Linked DNA regions of Homo sapiens: region 2 is linked to region 1. Evidence: chromatin contacts called from ENCODE Hi-C data. All regions are on one chromosome and are shown on one strand. The core of a region is the stretch at or near the end of the contact, and the rest is flanking DNA. Distances in the headings are between cores, read along the strand shown.

Region 1 (5,569 bases), core at 1,768-4,267:
AGACGAGGTTTCACCATGTTAGCCAGGATGAATAAGTTCTGTTTTCTATTCTTTTAGTATATTTTGGGACGACTGTTGAATAATCACTGTAGTTTCTTCATAGGCATCTTATATTGTTAAATTTAAATATGAACTAGAACCTCTAAAATATAGAATAGGAGGATTATTTCCCTAGTGTTGTTATTATATTCCCACTTCAGTTAATATGAAAGCCAGGAGTAAAGTATTTTAATTTTTATCTACTCTGCTAACTCTTAGCAGCCAATGGTGGAAGAGTAGGAAGGTGGAACTTGCTACTGGGAGAAATTAAAGCTCCCATTCTTGGTCCATGAGGTCAGACCAACAAATGAAAACAAAACAGTACCTATCCAAAAGAACTACCATATTCCACAACCCAGGTCTAGGGCATATACTGGGTGAGAAATACTTACAATGAATTCCAGTAATCACATACATGTGGGACTGTGTGTGTGTGTGTGTGCGTGTGTGTGTGTGTATATATATATATAAAATATATATGTGTGTGTGTATATACACATAAAAGTTCATGAAACAATACTTCACTTAAGATGTAAAAAGCACTGCTATTTTCTTTATATTCTACTGAATTTCATCTAAAAAAGTGCTAATCCAACCCACTAACATTATTTCATAACACTGCTCTAAGGTTCCTTTCAGCTCTAAAATATTATGCTATATACTAATGATCGTCCTAAAAGTATGAATTCAGTAATTATTTTGTAATCTTAATCACAAGTCACAAATTTGCAGGTACCTCAGGTTACCTCAGCTTCTACTTTGAAAACTTTGTAATCATTCCTTTCTCACCCTGTTTTAAAAAAAGGATGGCAAGAGTTCCATGCCTTTAAGAAACAGAAAACAAAGGTAACATCTTTCCCTTGTTTTGCACACTGAGGAAATGGTAACTAAAGGAAATGGTAGGATGTAAAGGACAGAGTGGAAGAAGGAAGTTGTGGAGATAGCGTTCATGGAAAGAGAGAAAGCTAAATTTGTATTGCCATTGCCTCCTCTGAGATTCCTAATAACTTCTCCTTTTCCCTCTTCCCCCTCATTCTTCCAGCTTAAGAAATTTTATCTTAAGATATCTAATTTTATCTAAGATAACATTTACAAATTTTATCTTAACTTCATCTGCCTTATTGGAGAACTACAGAACAAAAACCATTCCCAAGAGATCATGTGTTAGAAACTTTCAACCATAAAATACTTTAAAAACCTTAATGAAATCATCTAGATTCGCTTCGTTAGCCTAATCTGCTATTTCCTATCTTGAATGACTCACTACAGTCTAAACTACGTGCAGTTCTAGAAAAGGTCCATGTTCTCTCTGACTTGTGGGCCTTTGCACATGCGATTCCTTCTTTAACTGGCTAACTTCTAATTTTTCAGCTCTTGCCTTAGATATCAGTTACTTAAGGCAATCTTCACTACCTTACAATTAGACTTAATACCCCTCACATATACTGTCCCATACCTTGTACCTTTCCCATTATTACACAGCTCCACTATATTTTAATTGCCGATTAATTTACATATTTCCCACTAGATTTTAAGCTCTTTAAAGACAGGACTTATATTTTGTTTGCTCCTGTAGAGGTGTTCAATAATTACTGAATGAATTATAAATGTCATTCCATCAGCCTTCCACATGCTTAGTGTCATTCCCTATTCTCCCTGTTCAGAACATTCTCCCCAGTTCTATCACCAGCATGAAATACTCTTTATAACCTGGTCCTTAATTATCACTATTTCCTCTGGATGCCTATAGCCTTTATTGTACATACTATTCATTTGCTAATTAACCCACCACTGTGTTTTTCAGTTATTTTTGTAATGCATAGATCCAATCTCCTTAACTAAACTGTACAATCCTTGAAGGCATAACTGTATGTCTCTCTTAGTACCCTATCATCTAGCACAGGGCTATGTACAAGGTAGACGTTAAATATTTGTAGATGAAGAATCAAAATTTAAGAGGTTGTTTCTCATACAAAACTGACAATATTTTAAAGTGATAGTGATAAATACGTGGTGGCAATTAAACCTCTTGTCAATACACAGAAAATAAAAAGATATACTTTAGTACAGTTAAGTACAAATAATTTTTTAAAAAACCGTTCCTGAGTGAGAGGTAATAATGGACTCAAATTTTAGGAGGCACTACAACCATAGCTACATTCATAAGTTAAGGATAAGTAGCCTATGGCTTCCAAAATGACCTGTGCACAGAGAACATCACTGTATTTTTCAGATCTAGGACAGTCATATTTATACAAGAATTTAGGGCGGTCTATGTTTTGGAAAGATAGTTACGGTTTTGGCCTATCAAGAAGCACGCCTGTCAGCAAGGGAGTTAACTGGCGCCACCTGTTTATAGATAGCTTGCTGTCATTACAGTGCTCTCCGAATTGCTAATTCCAACTGAGTAAAATCTGAACCACAGATAAACTGTCCCAAATTCCATTACTAATTGGGGAAAATAATCCAGTCTTCCTCGTCTTTAGAAAGGCAAGCAGGCTGGGAATGGTGTCTACCCCAACTCTTAATATGAGAGAAAAACTATGACTCCGAGAGCCTCCAGCGCTCCAGGTGTCCTCTGCCCAGAACCTCCTGCCCCGTTTCCCTTTGCTGAACTCAAAGGTTTTCTTCTTCGCCCTTTCCTCAAATTACTGACGTTAATTTCCTTCACTTACTGCTGCTCCCAGTTAGCCATGACTTTCTTCTTGGTGCTCTCTCTGCCCCGAGGTCAGGAGGGCAACCTTTTCCCTACAGGTCCCCTTGCCCTTCACCCTATTCTTCCATGTCAGTGGCATCTCACCTGGTAGGCTCGAGCGGTTCCCAAGGCGCCGAGTTGATGTGGCCTCCACTGCGGACCTGAGCCGCTAACAGAGACTAAAGGCCGGATCAGAATCGCGGAGTGCCGGCGCTTTTCGAAAGCAGCCGCCGCGGCCGCCCAGCGCCAAGAATGCATCGCGAGCAGCGCCATCTTGAGCGAGGAAAGAGGAACCGAGAGAAGAGGATTATGGGACACTGGCGGACTGAATTCGGCTACCTTAATTGTCTCTCCTCTTCTTGTTTTCCCAGGGCCCCAGACCGGAAATGGATTCTGTTTGAAGATTCGGATGCATTCGCACAGCCTCTTTTATTTGTTTTTCCTTAGGGCCGAGCTTTGATTGTTTTCCTTACACAACCGGGAATATTGGAGTAACACTGTATTTTTCTCTTTTCCTGGAGTTGCCAGATGAAATACAGGATGCCTACCTAGTTAAGTTTCAATTTTACATAAACAACGAATCATCTCTTCGTGCGTGTGTCCCAAATATTGTATCTGCTAAATCTGTCAACCCCATCTTGTCTCTCATAATACTCTCTTACCTCCTCCAACTCAATGTCACGCTCCCCTCTCTCCATTTTCCCTATGCATATTCTTATCTTCACTCCCTTCTGAATTAAGGAAAGATTAAACTACAGACGTTAATTTCCCCTGGGAGGAGGCTTCAGCTGTAAGATTTACTGCTTTTCTGTCCTGTAAGGACTTTAACTTTGCTGATTGTTCTCTGTTGCGCAAACCTTGGGGCAGTTTTCCTTTGGTCTGTTGCTCGTGGGACAGTCTCACACACACACACACACACACACACACAGAGAGACTACAGACATCTTTACTAATTTTGTCACTCTTTCTAGCTCTTCGCTTTGGTTTTTGCAGCGTCCCTAATTCTTGAAAAATCGCTTAGGTTGGCTGAAGGGTGGTAAAGTGAAATGTATGGAGAGAAGACCATGTTTAAAGACAGGCTTATATTCTTTTGTCACCACTATTATCAAACAAAATGTCAAAATATGTTTACAGTTATCTAGGAAACTGCATTTCCAGTTGTAAATGTTACCTGAAACCCCGGAGACAATAATGCAGTTGCAATTTTATATTCACTGCTGCATTCTCCAACTTTTCACACAAAAGAGACAAATAATTATGGACTTCTTATGAAGAGGTACTTTGGACTAGTAAGTCTGATAAAGAAAAACAGAAATCTGTAGCCCATGCAGTTAGCTTTTTTGTTCTGGGATTCATTCAAGGGGATGCTTGAGCTAGTTATTTAAAGAAAAATAGAATTCAAGTTGAAGAGGTTGACTGGAATTACACGTAAAGAAGATGACATGTTAAAAGCAAGAAGGCATAAGAAAATATTTTCAGGTTCAGGAGTCTATGGAGTTTGGGAAAGTAGTAGGAGGTTAACCTGAGTGAACAGAGACCTGATGGTAAAGGGCCTTCTATTTCATTCTAAGAAGTTAATACTTTATCCTATAACCAGTGAAGAGTTTTAATCAGGAGAGTAACATGATCAGATTTATATGTCCATTAAGCTACTCTGGCTTAAGTGAGAAGGTTGGATTGGACGGAGTTCATATTGAAGTCATGAAGTTAATGCAATAGTTCAGTCATAAAATAAAGGCCTCAACCTAGCAGTAGCAGTGGCAGTAGATCGATTGCAGGGCAATTAGGAGATGGAATTGGCAAGACTTAGTGACTAATTGGATGTTTCTAGCTTATTATTGTATTGTTGACAGTAGATCAGTAATGGCTTCATATTAATGACTATATTGTCATCAACAAATATTTATTCAGCATCTATTCTGTGTTAGACAGCTACAGTATACATTAGAGAAACTCTAGACTCTACTAATGATTTCTCTTAGGGCTGAATATTGCCACTGAATCTTACCACCCAGTTGTAAAGTCTTTGAATGGAGCCAAATTATTTTTTTCCAAAAGTAGTGCTCATTGTAAGCCAACTGTTTTGATCAAAAAGTGTGAATAACATTGAAATACCCAAGTTGTTACTCTATGATGAGCTAAAGTGAGGCAAATATTTATTTGCCAAATAAGCCGAAGAAAATTTCCAGGGCACCCAGAAATAGAACGTGAGGCATAATAAGAGTTGCACACTGCTGGGGAAGAGCAGCAACAAAAAGGCCAACTCAGCCTGTAATAACTTGACACATAACTGTCTGACATAAATTAAAGAGACAGAGGTATACACAATAAAAGCTGCTATAAATAGCTGCTACAACCACAGATCACATGATAGCACTTTATGTATGCAATAATTAAATGTGTATAGTATTTTGTAACTTACAATCCGCTTTGTCATACCTTATTTCATTTAGTCCTCACATCGACCATGGAAGATAGGTATTATTTATTAATATGCCCATATTTATGAGGAAACTGAGGCTAAGAAAAGTTGTGACTAGGTCAGAGGCCACAGAGCTAATGGGATGGAGACCAAACCTAGGTTTTATGACTCCAAACATAGTGCTCTTTTCACTTAATAACACCTGAAATGTGGAAGAAACACTTGAGCAATTTAAGAAGGCCACAGTGGTCTTCTGTTTCTAAAAAATACCAGAACTTATTCTCACCTCAGGACCTTTCCACTTGCTTTCCCCTCTACCAGGAATATCTTTCCTGTAGATTTTTAAATGACTTTTTCTTATCTTTCAGGTCTCAAAACAAATGTCACCTGCTTAGAGAAGCTTTCCAAGAGAA
Region 2 (5,569 bases), core at 2,259-4,758, 6.0 Mb after region 1:
ATCCATCACATAAACAGAACTAATGACAAAAACCACACGATTATCTCAATAGATGCAGAAAAGGCCTTCGAAAAAATTTAACAGCCCTTCATGCTAAAAACTCTCAATAAACTAGGTATTGATGGAACATATCTCAAAATAATGAGAGCTATTTATGACAAACCCACAGCCAATATAATACTGAATGGACAAAAACTGGAAGCATTCCCTTTGAAAACTGGCACAAGACAAGGATGCCCTCTCTCACCAATCCTATTTAACATAGTGTTGGAAGTTCTGGCTAGGGCAATCAGGCAAGAGAAAGAAAGAATGGGTATTCAATTAGGAAAAGAGGAAGTCAAATTGTCCCTGTTTGCACATGACATGATTGTATACTTAGAAAATCCCATTGTTTCAGCCCAAAATCTCCTTAAGCTGATAAGCAACTTCAGCAAAGTCTCAGGGTACAAAATCAATGTGCAAAGATCACAAGCATTCCTATACACCAATAACAGACAAACAGAGAGCCAAATCATGAGTGAACTCCCATTCACAATTGCTACAAATAGAATAAAATACCCAGGAATCCAACTTACAAGGGATGTGAAGGACCTCTTCAAGGAGAACTACAAACCACTGCTCAATGAAATAAAAGAGGACACAAACAAATGGAAGAACATTCCGTGCTCATGGATAGGAAGAATCAATATCGTGAAAATGGCCATACTGTCCAAAGTAACTTATAGATTCAATGCTATCCCCATCAAGCTACCAATGACTTTCTTCACAGAATTGGAAAAAACTACTTTAAAGTTCATATGGAACCAAAAAAGAGCCCACATGGCCAAGACAATCCTAAGCAAAAAGAACAAAGCTGGAGGCATCATGCTACCTGACTTCAAACTATACTACAAGGCTACAGTAACCAAAACAGCATGGTAGTGGTACCAAAACAGATATATAGACCAATGGAACAGAACAGAGGTCTCAGAAATAACACCACACATCACAACCATCTGACCTTTGACAAACCTGACAAAAACAAGCAATGGGGAAAGGATTCCCTATTTAATAAACGGTGCTGGGAAAACTGGCTAGCCATATGTAGAAAGCTGAAACTGGATCCTTTCCTTACACCGTATACAAAAATTGACTCAAGATGGATTAAAGATTTAAATGTAAGACCTAACACCATAAAAACCCTAGAAGAAGACCTAGGCAATGCCATTCAGGACATAGGCATGGGCAAAGATTCATGACTAAAACACTGAAAGCAATGGCAACAAAAGCCAAAATAGACAAATGGGATCTAGTTAAACTAAAGAGCTTCTGCACAGCAAAAGAAACTATCATCAGAGTGAACAGGCAACCTACAGAATGGGAGAAAATTTTTGCAATCTACTCATCTGACAAAGGGCTAATATCCAGAATCTACGAAGAACTTAAACAAATTTACAAGAAAAAAACAACCCCATCAAAATGTGGGCAAAGGATATGAACAGACATTTCTCAAAAGAAGACATTTATGCAGCCAACAGACATATGCAAAAATGCTCATCATCACTGGTCATGAGAGAAATGCAAATCAAAACCACAATGAAATACCATCTCATGCTAGTTAGAATGGCAATCATACAACAGATGCTGGAGAGGGTTTGGAGAAATAGGAATGCTTTTATACTGTTGGTGGGAGTGTAAATTAGTTCAACCATTGTGGAAGACAGTGTGGCGATCCCCCAAGGATCTAGACTAGAAATGTCATTTGACCCAGCAATCTCATTACTGAGCATATACCCAAAGGATTATAAATCTTTCTATAATAAAGACACATGCACATGTATGTTTATTGCAGCACTATTCATAATAGCAAAGACTTGGAACCAACTCAAATGTCCCAGTGATAGACTGGATTAAGAAAATGTGGCACATGTACACCATGGAATACTATGCAGCCATAGAAAAGGATGAGTTCATGTCCTTTGCAGGGACATGGATGAAGCTGGAAACCATCATTCTAAGCAAACTATCACAAGGACAGAAAACCAAACACCACATGTTCTCACTCATATGTGGGAGTTGAACAATGAGAACACATGGACACAGGACAGGGAACATCACACCCCGGGGCCAGTCGGGGGGTGGGGGGCTGGAGGAGTGATAGCATTAGGTGAAATACCTAATGTAAACAACGAGTTGATGGGTGCAGCAAACCAACATGGCACATGTATACCTATGTAACAAACCTGCACGTTGTGCACATGTACCCTAGAATTTAAAGTATAATTAAAAAAAAATAAGAAGGTGGCCTCTGGAGTTCCTAACTCTGGAATGTACTAACCATATGATTTTAGGAAAACTATTTTTCTGAGTTTCAGTTTCTTCATCTGTAAAATTAATGTAATAGTACCCACCTCTTGAGGTTGTTTTAAGGACAACATGTAAAGAGATTAATTTGGAATTAGTATTTAAGACAGATTGGAGAAGGGAAAACCTGTGGGTAGGGAACAGTTAACAAAGCTATTGTAAGCACTGAGCCTAGGCAAAGACAGTAAACCACTAGACTGGAGACAGTGGAAAAACAGCAAAGGAAAAGAAGTAGGACAAGCGACTGACTCCTCTCCACTCTCATTCATCTTGCAAATTCCTTTTTTTCTGTTCATTTAACATAATCTGGGAACCTAAAACTACACTTTGAAGTATATGGTCTGTCTCTGGACATTATTAACTGTTTGCTCATTTCCTTAGAGCTACAAATAACCATCTGATCTCTCTCTTCACCATTTCAACATCTGCAATATGTTCTCCCAAATCCCTTACTTCAGTCAGTTAAAAAGCAAAACAAAACAAAAATCATCCATCTTTTTACACAATATTTTCAATCTTTTCTTTGTAATTTATTCCTTCATTCTTAAACTTGCCAATCAGGCCTCCTGCAAATTCCCACGGAAGCAGGGTTCCCTAATTTAACAAAACACAAAATTCAAAAAGAAAACCAATCCTGCCATTTCTGGGCTTAAGGAAACCTGAAACTTTCCTTCAAAACTCTGCAGCATTGCTCAGTACTTTAGTGCCTAATTCCTACAACGAGCTAAGATCAGAAAAATCACTACGTAATAGGAATCTTAAAATGCGCAAGGCTTTGAGAACATGGGTTTTCAACATACAGCTTGCTCTTTCAGGATCTGTCTTCTTATTTGCATATATTTCTGAGCAGGAAGTTATGCGCAGTACTTTTAGTCTCCGCGTGAAAAGGTCCTTCATGCTAATCTAATTCAATTCAGTTCTCCTTTTTCTTTCTTCTTCTCCTCGCCCTCTTCTCAGGGAAGGAATCGTCAAAAATCAATGTTTCAACAGATCTCGCGGTGCTATTCGAGATTCCCTATTAAAAAAAAATAGAATTGATGCAAACAGCCTGTTCCTTCCGGGGTTTTGGGCTGGAACTGCAGCGCTTAGAGAGCTCGGTGGAAGCTGCTAAAGGCGGAGGCGGGGCTCTGGCGAGTTCTCCTTCCACCTTCCCCCACCCTTCTCTGCCAACCGCTGTTTCAGCCCCTAGCTGGATTCCAGCCATTGCTGCAGCTGCTCCACAGCCCTTTTCAGGACCCAAACAACCGCAGCCGCTGTTCCCAGGATGGTGATCCGTGTATATATTGCATCTTCCTCTGGCTCTACAGCGGTAAGGAGAGTGGGGAGTCCACCTTTGTTGTTTTCCTACACACCAGTCCTCTGCTGCCCCAGAACCATTAAAATGCAGAAGTTCCTCTGGCAGCTTCTCCTTTGGAAGACTCATGCATCCCCGATCCCACCCTTCTTCTTCCCTTTTTTCCCTTTGTTGCATCGATTTCATTTTTTTTTTTTTCCACATAGAGTTCAGCTTTGTTTGCTTCGTGACGTTGGGGGGCACATTTCTGCTTTGAAGGAAAACGAAAGCTACCAAGTTTTGGGAGATGGGAGATGGTGCTATACGGTCTTTAGGGTTACGTGAAGTCAAGTAAAATCGCACACTGGTGAGTTTCAAGAGTGAGACATTTGATGAATACGCCCTAAGTACTGAGACAAGGAGGAGTGCACTTCTGTAAAGGATGGGGGTACACATGCTGTAACTGGTGGGGATTGAGTGGAGGCCTACCGAGGCATTGTAATTATTCTGGGTGAGTGAGACCCTGGTAATAGAGTTATTTTGAGAGTGTGTAGAAGAAAGTGGTTAACTTGAGCTTGAAGGCCTGTTAGAACTAGACAAATTGGGAGGGGAAGTTGGTAACAATGACGTAAATTTTTTTTTAACTTAATATGACACGAGATTCAGTTTTCCCCCCATATTGTCCCTTATTTTGACTGTTTCTATTCTTTCAAAATATTTTACTTTTAAATTTCTCTCACTGCTTCAAGTATATTGAGAACTGGATAGGGAGCTCAGTGGCTTCTTGTGTAGTGGCAGCCTGAGTTGCTGCTGCTTCAAATGATAGGACTTTCTCTTTCATGGATTCACTTACTCTTAATTTAGAATAACAAATTTTCAGCAGCTGTCGGGAGAATATGATAAACTGGGGTGCAAGATGAGTGTATATCCATGATAAATGAAAGTGCTTCTGCTTTTTACAACTCAAGAGAAAGGCAGACAGTGGCAAGAACAGATGTGTGGGTTCAGATTGTAGGGTATAGGAACCCCTTCCCTCTTCTTGAGCTTTAGAGCAGCAGCTAATCCAGGTTGTTGTGTGTTTTTATTTTTTGGCTTGTTTATTTACACCTGAGAGGATGTGGAATGGAAGTGGAGGTTATGTTAAATCACAAGAACCTTGATATTTGAACTTTGTCTTCTCTGGCCACCATGTGTGGATATGTTTATGCAATTTTGGAATATCAGAAAATTTAATCTTACATTTTTTGAATAAGTTTAGGTTAAAAAAAAGAACACCTTTTATATTTCCTTTGGACCTAATTTTATGAGCCTCTTGCTTTATTATTTTCCATACATGTTGTCTAATATTTCAAAGTAAAATTTGAGTTGCTCAGAGTCTCAACTCAATCCAATAATTGTAAAGTCCAACTTAATGCCTTTAGTTAAACCCCTAATGAGACTGAACAGATCAGGCAGTTAGTTTTGCTTTGGGAGTCATACAGTTTCAATACTGTTATTTATTCTTTGCTTTCTCCTTCCTCTACCCCTTCTTTAAAAGTAGATTCAACAAGAAACTGCTTTCAGAATTTCTATTCAAGTAAGAATAACTGCACCTCTCTTTGTTAAGTCTTAAGTTTCCAAGAGCCTTAGAAATGGCTGCTGTCTTCTATTATTTCCTTTATTGGACTCCTTTTTTTTTTTATTTAGATTTCAACTTTTATTTTAGATTCAGAGGGTACATGTGCAGATTTGATGCATGGGTATACTGTGCAAGGTTTGGGGTACCATTGAACCTCTCACCCTGGTAGTGGGCGTAGTACCCAATAGGTAATTTTACAACCTTTGCCTTCCTCCCTCCCTCCTCTGTAGTCTTCAGTGTCTATTCTTCCCATCTTTGTTGGACTTTATTGTTGAAGACCATGCAAATGGCAGATGTTTATGGTATTTGTATTTTATTTCAATTTTTTGTCATGA

Evidence for each region. Hi-C counts contacts between places; a loop is a spot of excess contacts on that map. Pooled maps may share reads with other maps.
Region 2: a loop to region 1 is called in a pooled map, with 6 times the contacts of the local background. The contact joins the promoter of SH3BGRL here to the promoter of ABCB7 in region 1. A Hi-C loop is called at or near these places in 4 of 50 pooled maps.

The regions. Positions count from the first base shown.
Region 1 is chrX:75,153,266-75,158,834 of GRCh38, forward strand. It overlaps ABCB7 (ATP binding cassette subfamily B member 7), which reads right to left and starts at 3,018. Exons shown (of 16, transcript NM_001271696.3): 1 at 2,840-3,018. The coding sequence starts at 3,007. It also overlaps a transcript of UPRT not described here. RefSeq lists an enhancer at 2,699-3,128.
Region 2 is chrX:81,198,594-81,204,162 of GRCh38, forward strand. SH3BGRL (SH3 domain binding glutamate rich protein like) reads left to right here and starts at 3,509. Exons shown (of 4, transcript NM_003022.3): 1 at 3,509-3,652. The coding sequence starts at 3,608. It overlaps HMGN5 (high mobility group nucleosome binding domain 5), which reads right to left and starts at 3,320. Exons shown (of 7, transcript NM_030763.3): 1 at 3,144-3,320. RefSeq lists enhancers at 3,165-3,414, 3,535-3,704.